2 separate regions of the Homo sapiens genome follow, and region 2 is linked to region 1. A link is a loop called in an ENCODE intact Hi-C map of the cell type or tissue named here. Cell type or tissue: testis. All regions are shown on one strand. Each heading gives the region's core, and the rest is flanking DNA. Links, peaks and the distances in the headings are about the cores only. Region 1 has its middle 3.1 kb from the start of LINC02129. Region 2 has its middle 3.4 kb from the start of IL21R-AS1.

Region 1 (5,374 bases), core at 55-5,054:
TCCTGATGTGGATGGAAAGGAGGCTCTGCTCCATGCAGTCATTCAGGGATCTGCACTTTTTCCATCTGAGGGTTTAACCCCTGCAGAAGTCTCCAAGTCCTCTTCCTTCAGCCCATGATTGAGGTAAGACAATGGCAGATCTCATGTGGGAGGTTATTATGCGACAGACCAGGCAATGGTGACTTCTGTTCCCATTCCATTTGTCTCTCAGTACATTGCTGACCACAAGCAAGGCTGGGAGCTGTGTGCCTAGGACAGCAAGGAGGACAAGCAGGACTTCATTCTGGATTTAGGTTTCTAGAAACCATAAGGTGGGCAAAAACTTTGCCACCTGCTTCTGAGACTCACAAAAAAGATAACAAATGAGTCTGATTTGATGTCATAAACAGGTTGAAGAGGCAAAGGAAGGCTGAACAAGGGAGAAAGTGAGAAGCAGGTAGGGGACAGAGAGGGAAACTTGCCTGTCTTCTATGGCCTGGGGTCCTGGCCATCGGAGCCACACAGTGTGTCTGTACTTCTTCTCTCTCTCTGTCCTTGTCCATTTTCTCTTTTGGAATCTATTGTTAGTGAGCTCTGCCATTGTTTTTTCTGATTTCATTAAAATGCCACCAAGACACATGCTCTGCAGTATGCCACTTCAGTCTTAAGTGGGGCATTTTTGCTAGATGGATTGATTTTTTTAAATGACAGCATCTGTTTGCTTATACACATTTATTTATAATTCTTCCCCTGACAATCAGAGCAGGGGAATCGGTGAGCAGTAACCAGCTGTTGGGATTAGTGGGGAAGGGAGGCGGTGATTTGATCTGTGAAGGAGTACCAAAGCCCCGGCCAAAAGCAGTAAAAATGGAGCAGATGCCCCCAAATACACTAGCTCGGGGAGGGACGAGTAAATCACATGCGCTGCCAGCTGCAGCCCCACAGAGACACCAGATGAGCTGGGTGAGCTGGAGAAGCTCCTGAGAGTCAGGGGCTGTGTCTGGCCCTCCCTGGGACTTGAGGGGCTTGGTAGATGGGATGGAGGGCAGTGGAGTAGCGGAGAGTAGTGGACCTTGGTGAGCTGGACCCTCTGATGAGTCCCCATGTCGCTCAGGATGAAATCCAGAGAGCTCACCATGGTCTACAAGGCAATACCAATGTGGCCTCTGTTATTCCTCCACCCTCTATCCCTGCTCTCTGCTGCCTCTCCAGGTGTGCACCAGCAGCTCCACCTCCAGCTGCTTCTGGAACATGCCAGGTGCTCCCCCTCCTTGGGGTCCCTCAGGCTCTTCTCTCCTCATCCATCTTCCATTTCCATGGGGCTCACTCTTCAAATCCATGCTCAAATGTCACTTCTTAGAACTATTTCTTATAACCTCCCTCTCCAACCCACTGCCCTCTGGTCTCAATCTGTTTGTGCTGCTGTAACAAAATACCCCTGGCTGGGCAATTTATAAAGAATAGAAGTTTATTTTTCATGGTTCTGGAGGCTGGGAAGTCCAAGATCAAGGCGCTGGCAGATTCAGTGCCTGGTGAAGGCTCACTCTGATTCTAGACGGTGCCTTCTTACTATGTTCTTACATGGTGGAAGGGGACAAAAGGGGACGAATGCTCTGTCCTCACATAGCAAGAGAGGTGGGAGAGCCAGGCAGCTGTCTGAAGCCTCTTTTATGAGGGTATTACGGTAGCCCCCGCCTTATCCTAGGGGGATACTTTCCAAGACCCCCAGTGGATACCTAAAACCACGGATAGCACTGAAGCCTATATATACTACATTTTTTCCTATACATACATACTTGTGATGAAGTTTAATTTATAAATTAGGCACAGTAAAAGATTAACAACAATAACTAATAATAAGATAGAACAATTATAACACTATAGTGTAATAAAAATCCGATGAATATTTATTTCTGGAATTTTCCATTTAATATTTTGGGATGGTGGTTGACCACAGGGAGCTGAAACCGTGGATGGGGGCATTCACTACTGTAATCCCGTGCAAGAGGGTGGGACCCTCCTGATGTAATCCCCTCCTCCAGACCCTACCTTCTAATGCCATTACCTTGGGGGTTAGGTGTCAACATAGGAAGTTTGGGGGAACACATACATTCAAACCCTAGCACCTCCTCTCTTGTTTTCTTTTTCTCCCTAACAGAACCCTTCTAACAAAACACATAGATATTTTAAATGTTTGTTTTCTGTCTGTTCCATAGGAGCTTCATGATGGCAGGGGCCTTGTCTGTCTCGTTTGCCCCTGAACTGTACTTGCTGCATAGTAGATGCTCAGTAAATGTTTGCTGAATCAATGCAGAATTTTTCATTTGAGGGAACAAGTTGTCCCTTTTGACTCTCCCTATATGCAGCTCGGGGGTCACAGAAAGCCCAGGTCACTGAAGGGTTGCTCTCTGGGGCCATCAACCCTGTATTCCTGATCTCTGTAGCTCCCCAGGATCCAGCCCAATGCCTCATACGTAGTAGGCATTCAATAAATATTTGCTGAATAAAGAGATGAGTGAATGACACAAGTTGACACTCTACAATATTCAAGGCAAGAAACAAGGACTCGTCGCTGAATCCTTTTTTTCCATGCCCTCCATCAGCGGGTCCAACCAGCAGCATTTCCAAAATACGCCTTACAACTGAGCACTAGGCTCCAGTTCCTGCTTTAGTGTCAGGGTCTGAACCAACGCCACCTCCCGCCCAGACAACTCCCACAGCTCCTAACTGGGTCCCAGCTGCCGCTCTCGCGCCCCCTACAGTATACTCTCCACACTGCAGCCAGCATGATCTCATAAAACTATGAAATAATCAGTTCATGCCCTTTGCAGGCTCACCACCCTCCAAATGGCATTACATCAAAACCCAAACCCCCTACCATGACTGGCTGCTCCCTGCCTCACCTGCCGTCCCTCTCCCGTCTCGTGCTGGGCCTCCTTGCTCCCTTTGAAAATGCCTTGGGATCTTTGCACTTTCTGTTCCTGGAAGAGAGTCTGGGGTCCCAGGTGAGCTCTCAGAGCAGCAGAGAGCGTCTGCTTGGGAAGGAAGCAGAGGAACGGGCCTTCTCCCGGGTTGGTTGCATGGCTGGCTCCTTTATCCTTCAGGTTTCGGCTCAAATGTCACTTCCCAACCATCCCATCTAACCCAGTTCTCCCTCCATCTTCCCATCTCCACAGAGAGCCCCAGGACTCGGAGGAATGGCCTCAATCCTATCTGTGGTCCCGTGACCTAACTTCCCTGTGCTCTGTCCCCCTCCCTCCCCTCCTCCTATCTGCTTTTGTGCACAAAGCATCATAATGCTTTGATATATTATTTTATCTTTTTCGGTTGTTTTTCTTTCCTCTTGTTCTTCCTTTTCCTTCTCATCAAAACAGGCAGCTGTTGCCTCAGGGGAGGGATATAGCAGAAGGGGAACAAGAAATAGCTCATACATCTTTCTGGCTTTTCTTCTCTTTTAGGAGAATTTAGAGAGTCCTCAGAAGAACTAAGGGGTTGGAGGGGATTTGAGGTACCACCAAGGGTTTTGGAGCCACAGTGGGGAGAACAGAACTCCTCTCCCAGTTGCAGAGAGACTTCCTGTGGCTGGGGGAGAGAGAAGAGAGAGAGGGAGTAGTGGGATCCTGGGCTGTGGGTCTTGGGGTTGTGCTTCCTGGCACCTCCCTGGGGAGGAAGCAGGACCCTGGAGAAGAGGCTGCCTCCAAGCCCGGAAACCCTAACTCATCCCCACTTGAGCTGAATCCTGCTCACAGCCGTTTGGTTTGGCCCATGTAGTGTTTTAATTTTTTCTGATGGATTTCCAAAATTTAAAAGACTGAGGCTGGGTGTGGTGGCTCACACCTGTAATCCCAGCACTTTGGGAGGCTGAGGTGGGAGGATTGCTTGAGGCCAGGTGTTTGAGGCTAGCCTGGACAGCATAGCAAGACCCCCATCTCTACGAAAATAAAAAATTAGCCAGGCGTGGTGGCACTCATCTGTAGTCCCAGCTACTTAGGAGGCTGAGGCGGGAGAATCACTTGAGCCCAGTGAGCTATGATCATGCCACTGCACTCCAGCCTGGGCAACAGAGAAAGACCCTGTCTCAGAAAACCAAAACAACAACAACAACAACATCGAAAATAAAAGATAGATTATTTCAAATTTCTCTTGAAAGTTCAGATTTAGATTTGCAGCTTGTCTGGATAAAGAGATCTGGTAGCGCTAGGCCTGTGTTTCCAGAGGCACGCCTGTGAGCCTGGCACAAACATGATACGTCCCCACAGTCCCCACCTCTTGCTGCTGGGTCACAGCCAGTCCACTTTGTTTGTTTTTGAGATGGAGTCTCGCTCTGTCACCCAGGCTGGAGTGCAGTGGCGCGATCTCAGCTCACTGCAGTCTCCACCTCCCGGGTTCATTCTCCTGCCTCGGCCTCCTGAGTAGCTGGGACTACAGCCGCGCGCCACCGTGCCTGGCTAATTTTTGTAGTAGAGACGGGGTTTCACCATGTTAGCCATGCGAGTCTTGAACTCCTGGCCTCAGGTGATCCGCCCGCCTCGGCCTTCCAAAGTGCTGAGATTACAGGCGTCAGCCACCGCACCTGGCCAGCCAGTCCACTTTGTCTCCTTGATGAACCTGGTCCCTTTGGGCATATGAGTCTGTGGCTCTGGATGATGGTGCTCAAGGCAGCTTCAGTGAAGAGCCTGGGGCCCCAAGCGAGCTCTGAGAGCAGCCGAGGCTTCTAATTTGGAAGGGGTCATGTGGACCGGAAGGATGAAGAGCTGAATGGTCACCCAAGTGGATGGAGGACCTAGACGCCTCTCAGCACTGTGTGAAACCCAAGAACCAACACCCAACCCCAGAAAGGCATGGAAAAGTCAAGAAGGACTGAAGTTTACTTTTATGCCAGCGCAGCAACGTGGAGGATATGAGTCGGAGATTCAGTGAGTCACCGAACATTTTTAAGAAGTGATGTATTTCTGAGCAACTCAAATTTGTGGATGAGATGCAAAGATGCTGCCATATTTTACTTACTCTTCAGGGTCCAGCTTATCCCCTCCAAAGACGAAAGACAATTTTTAGGAGGGCTTCTCACGTGCACAGGACAAGCACAGTGGTAAGCCCTTCATGTCAGCCCTTTATATTCTCAAACTCGAGTGTGCATCAGCGTTATCTGAAGGCCTGTTAACACACAGATTGCTGGGCCCAGCCCCAGAGTTTCTGATTCAGCAGGTCTGGAGTGGGGCCCAAGAGTCTGCATTTCTAGCAAGTTACCAAGTGAGGCTGATGCTGCATGTCTGGAGACCATGCTTTGAGAAACACTGATTTAGAGAATTACCCTGATCAGTTGTCACAATCTTATGTAGAGTCTAGCATCTCTCTCTCTCTCTCTTTTTTAAAGAGAGGATCTCACGTTGTTGCC
Region 2 (5,374 bases), core at 1-5,000, 280 kb before region 1:
CTGTGCCTCCCAGATGATGGAGAGTGTGGGCATGTGTTGGGAGATGGGACATAGGGATGGTGGGGACAGCTCTCAGATGGTGAAATGGGGCTTCTGTGAACACCAGTCCACATCCCCATTCTGCCCAAGGATAATCTGTTGCTTCTTCCCCTCCCTCCTACCCATCATGAAGCCCCTCATCTGCCCACCCATCTGTCCATCCATCCATCTGCACATCCATCCACCCAACTATCCACCTACCCATCCATCCATCCATCCATCCATCCATCCATTCGCCCATCCATCCACCCACCATCCATTCATCTGTGCATTCATCTACACATCCATCCACTCATCTGTCCATCCATCCATCCATCCACCCACCTACCCATCCACCCATTCATTTGTCCATCTGTCCATTCATCCACCTACCCATCCATTCATTCATCTGTCCATCCATCCATCTACCCATCCATCCATCCATCCTTCCAAGACAGCTCTCTGCCCCTCCAAGCTCTGCACAGAAATCTCCAGAAGCCACAGCATTGACCAGTAGTTGTGAGCTGAGATGCCTTCAGGGGCCAGGCAGGTAACAAATGAGAGGAAAGGGGCCTTGGGTTAAATACTAGGGAGTGATAGCAACTGTGGAAAACTAAAATGTGTATGCCCAGGCTGTGAAGGAATGCAAATTTGAAAGAAACATTAAGCACTAACTACCAAACAAAACCTACGAAGGGGCAAAAATGGGTCTCTGGCCCTTTTGCAGCTGCCAGAACAGTGCTAGGTGGTGGCTCCTGGTCTCCTGCAGAGAGGCCAGGGAATGCACAGCCCAGATGGGCACCTGCACGAGGCCCGGACACCTTGGCTTTGTGTCCCCAGCTTCCATATACCCCCCAGTCTTGCCCTCCTCACTCTTAATTCTTTTTTCTTTTTCTTAGATAAGCAAATACATGAATGCATTGTCTGTTAAATACAACATTTCAAATCTGGCTAAAGCCTGTGGGCCCCTCTCCTTCAGGGCCCCTCCCACTTTCCCTCTTCCCATTTCCATCCATATCTGTCTGTGCACGCCCTGGGAAGCCCGGGCCTGTAACATAAAACACGCCCTCAGCACGGCTCACTCACCGACCCCCTGGCACATCTGCATCAGCATGCCTATTATGGGAGTGTTTTGAGGAAGTAGCCAAAGCTTTAGTGGAAAACCACCCAGGAAAGCTTCACCAGAGAGTCCTTCTCCACTACAGCAATGCCCCTGCTCACTCCTCATCAAACAAGGGCAATTTTGCAAGCGTTTCCATGACAAATTATTAGGCACTCACCTTATAGTCCTGATATGGCTCCTTCTGACTTCTTTTTGTTTCCTAAAAAAGAAAAAAAAAACTTTAAAGGGCACTTTTCTTCAGTTAATAATGTAAAAAGATGGCATTGCCATGGTAAAATTCCCAGGACCCTCAGTTTTTCAGGGAGGGGCTGAATGGCTGGTCTCATCGCCCACCAAAGTGTCTTGACCTTGATGGAACTTATGTTGAGAAAGACAGTTTGTTTCTTATTTTTAATCTTTGAATTCATTTTCCATGAACTTTTTTTTTTTCTTTTTCTTTTTCTTTTCTTTTTTTTTTTTTTGAGACAGGGTTTCGCTCTTGTTGCCCAGGCTGGAGTGCAATTGCGTGATCTGGACTCACTGCAACCTCCGTCTCCCGAGTTCCAGCGATTCTCCTGCCTCAGATTCCGAGTAGCTGGGATTACAGGCATGCGCAACGACGCCCGGCTAATTTTGTATTTTTAGTAGAGACGGGGTTTCTCCATGTTGGTGGTGTGAGCCACCGCGCCCGGCCTCCACAAACGTTTTGAAGTCGCGAATGTGTGTATCTGTGCACATACATGCTGTGTATGTATGTATTTGTGTGTGGGCATGTGTGTGTGTGAGTGTGCATGTATGTGCCTGCGTGGAGTCTCCCTCCTTACCTCCAATGCCCAACGCAGGTCCATCCACCCAAAGGGTAGAAGTCAGCCTTTGTTGAATTAAGCAAACCCCTGCCAGTTCACCCTGTCCTCATCGCCCGTATTCTCTACCGCAGAGGGCTGCTGTGGTGATTGTCCAGGGTCCCCTTTATAAGCGCCAGGCAGATGCACTTCTGTGGCCCTTTCCCCCTGGACAGCAGAGCGAGCGGGCACTGCCTTCAGCCGACACCTGCATATTGCAGTGCTTACCAGCAGGTGGCAGCAGCCACCCAAGCGTCTCTGTTTCCCATTACTTCGCCTTGGTTTCCAAATGTCAGGTGCTCTTGGTCCATACAGGCTCCAGGGTGAGGCCAGTAAGAACTGACTGGGGCAGGGCATGACTTATCCATAAAATGGATGATATCCTAGCAACAAGATTTCCTGAGCATCTGCCAGATGCCAGACACTGTTCTGGGCACATTACACACATTAACTTCTGGCCCCACAATAGCCCTAAGACGTCTGCCTGATCAGTATACTCATTTCATAGATGAGGAAGCTGAGGTGCAGGAGGTAAAATCATGTCCACAGGGCTGGAGGCTGGAAAGCGGATCTGCTGGTATTCCCAGTCTGCCAGCCTCAGGGACCTCCCCATCACACCGCCTTCCAGGGATGGGATTTGTTTTGGGGTGGGGGGGGAGCCAGCATTGTGCTGGGAGACTCCCTAAAGAGTAGGATGAAAGGGTTTCTTATCTGGGGTCATCAATTTTTTTTTTTTCTTTGAGACAGAGTCTCACTCTGTCGCCCAGGCTGGAGTGTAGTGGTGCGATCTCGGCTCACTGCAACCTCCGGCTCCTGGATTCAAGTGATTCTCCTGCCTCAGCCTCCAGAGTAGCTGGGATTACAGGCGCCCACCACCACACCTAGCTAATTTTTGTATTTTTAGTAGAGACGGGGTTTTGCCACGTTGGCCAGGCAGGTCTCGAACTCCTGCCCTCAGGTGATCCACCCACCTCGGCCTCCCAAAGTGCTGGGATTACAGGCATGAGCCACCACGCCTGGCCTGGGGCCATCGATTTTTGAAAGAACCTTCACATTTGTCACCCTTAGACACAGGGGGAAGACCTATGATTGCCCCATGGTCTGAGCAATGAAGGAAGGGCTCTTGCTCTCATTACAGACTCCCCAGGAGGCGGCCTGTTTTCATCTCCACACCTCATTCTGTGCCCTTTCTAGGTCTGGGGCAGATGGTTGCCTCCTCTCTCCATACTGCTTTGCCAGTCACTGCTCTACCATTGATTGATTCATTCATTCATTCACTTATTCAATATTTTTTAGCACCTGCTCTATACCAGGCACTATTCTAGGCTCTGAGACCCAGCGGAGAATTAGATCCCTGCTGTAGTGGCGATAGACAGTAAATATGATGGATAAATAACACAAATGTATGAGAAGGTATAATAAGTGTGATGGAAAAAACAAAACCAGGCAGTGGGGTGTTGCACTTTGAATAAAGGACCCAACCCAGAGTGGAGAAGGTGACGTCCGAGCAGACTTGACTCCATCCTCTCATCTTACACGAATGCGTGGGTGTTTCCTGATGGCAGACAAGTCCTCTCCTTGTTCTTTCCTGTCGAGAGTTTAAAGGAAGCGCCTGCTTTCTTTCCTGTCGAGAGTTTAAAGGAAGCGCCTGCTTCCTTTACTGTCAGTGGAATGGGCTCCTGGGAGGGGCAGTGCACGTGCTCACTGCTCCATCTTCCACCGGAAGTCCCCTTCTTGGGTTCCACCGGTGCCCTGGGACTGGGTGGGCTGTGCAGGGTTGTGCCATACCATGGGGCCAGCAGCCGGGCTCAGGCAAACAACATCCCCAGATAGGAGGGAGGAAGGGGCTTTCACCTCCAGCGGGGGGACCAAAAGGAGCTCAGGAATGGGGCAGAGCATGATGGACTCCAGGCAAATCACTGCCTTTTTCTGGGCCTTCACTTCCCTCTGTCTCCTTCCCTTGTTAGAGCATCTGGGACCCCCAGACAGCATCCCAGGCTGAGATCTCGCAGGAACTGTTGATGGTTGGAGAGCTGGGGTTATGTGTTCGTTGAATCCCAGCAGAAAGCAGTGCAAGCTTCAAGGCATCTGGAGGGAAGCATTTATGAACTCTCTGGGAAGGAGATTGGGAAGGGCTGGGGCCACAGCCCTCTTCTCCTCTGACCTGGAGCCTAGCTCAAGGTGATGATAGAAAGACAACGCACCTCTGGCCGGGCGTGGTGGCTCACGCCTGCAATCCCAGCACTTTGGGAGGCTGAGGCGGGCAGATCACTTCAGGTCAGGAGTACGAGACCAGCCTTGCCAACATGGTGAAACCCCGTCTCTACTAAAAATACAAAAATTAGCCAAGTGTGGTGGCACGTGCCTATAATCCCAGCTACTCAGGAGGCTGAAGCAGGAGAATTGCTTGAACCTGGGAGGCGGAGGTTTCAATGAGCAGAGATCACGCTATTGTACTCCAGCCTGGGTGACAGTGTCAGACTCTGTCTAAAAACCAAACAACAAAAACAAAAAACAAACAAAAACACTAAGACAACTGACATCTAATAAGGGCTTGCTCCACCCTCTGTTTTCATTCCTGGAGCAAGCCAAGAGGCTGATTCCTAACCTCCACTTTATAAAAGAGAAAACTGAGGCGCAGCGACAGCAAATGACTTGCCCTTGGAGCCTGGTCTTCTGGGCCCTTTGAATGGGGTGATATGGTTTGGCTCTTTGTCCCCTCCAAATCCCATGTTGAACTGTGATTCTCAACGTTGGAGGTGAGACCTGCGGGGAGGTGATTCATGGGGGCAGACCCTCCTGAACAGCTTAGCACTATCCCCTTGGTGATGAGTGGGTTCTCGCTCAGTCACTTCATGGGAGATCTGGTGGGTTTGTTTGTTTGTTTTTGTTTTGTTTTGTTTTGTTTGAGACAGAGTATGGCTCTGTTGCCCAGGCTGGAGTACAGTGGTGTGATCTCGGCTCTCTGCAACCTCTGCCTCCTGGGTTCAAGCAGTTGTCCTGTCTCAGCCTCCCAAGCAGCTGGGACTACAGGCACAAGCCACCAAGCCCAGCTGATTTTTGTATTTTTTTTTTTTAGCAGAGATGGGGTTTCACCATATTGCTCAGGCTGGTCTCGATCTCCTGACCTCAGGTGATCCACCCACCTCGGCCTCCCAAAGTGCTGGGATTACAGGCGTCAGCCACCGTGCCCAGCCAATCTGGTTGTTTAAAAGAGTCTGGGACCTCCCACTTTGCTCTCTTCCTCCTACTCTTGCCAGGTGACACGCAGGCTCCCCCTTAGCCTTCTGCTGTGATTGGAAGCTTCCTGAGGCCTCACCCAGAATAAATGCTGGTGCCATGCTTCCTGCACAACCTGCAGAACTGAGAGCCAATTAAGCCTCTTTGTAAATTACCTAGACCCTGGTATTTC

Evidence for each region. Peaks named below come from ENCODE experiments on the same cell type or tissue, not always from the same donor. Only the 100,000 strongest peaks of a DNase experiment are listed, where the experiment ranks them.
Region 2: a loop joins it to region 1, with 3 times the contacts of the local background. A loop is called at or near these places in 83 of 110 quality-filtered maps.

The regions. Positions count from the first base shown.
Region 1 is chr16:27,177,029-27,182,402 of GRCh38, reverse strand. No RefSeq gene overlaps it. Among named protein-coding and RNA genes, the nearest start is that of LINC02129, 3.1 kb to the right of the region's middle. In testis, for the core only: a CTCF peak has its summit at 2,751 (motif pointing left); a DNase peak (open chromatin) is centred at 2,702.
Region 2 is chr16:27,454,121-27,459,494 of GRCh38, reverse strand. No RefSeq gene overlaps it. Among named protein-coding and RNA genes, the nearest start is that of IL21R-AS1, 3.4 kb to the right of the region's middle. RefSeq lists an enhancer at 2,394-2,443. In testis, for the core only: CTCF peaks have their summits at 1,985 and 2,190 (motif pointing right); a DNase peak (open chromatin) is centred at 2,194.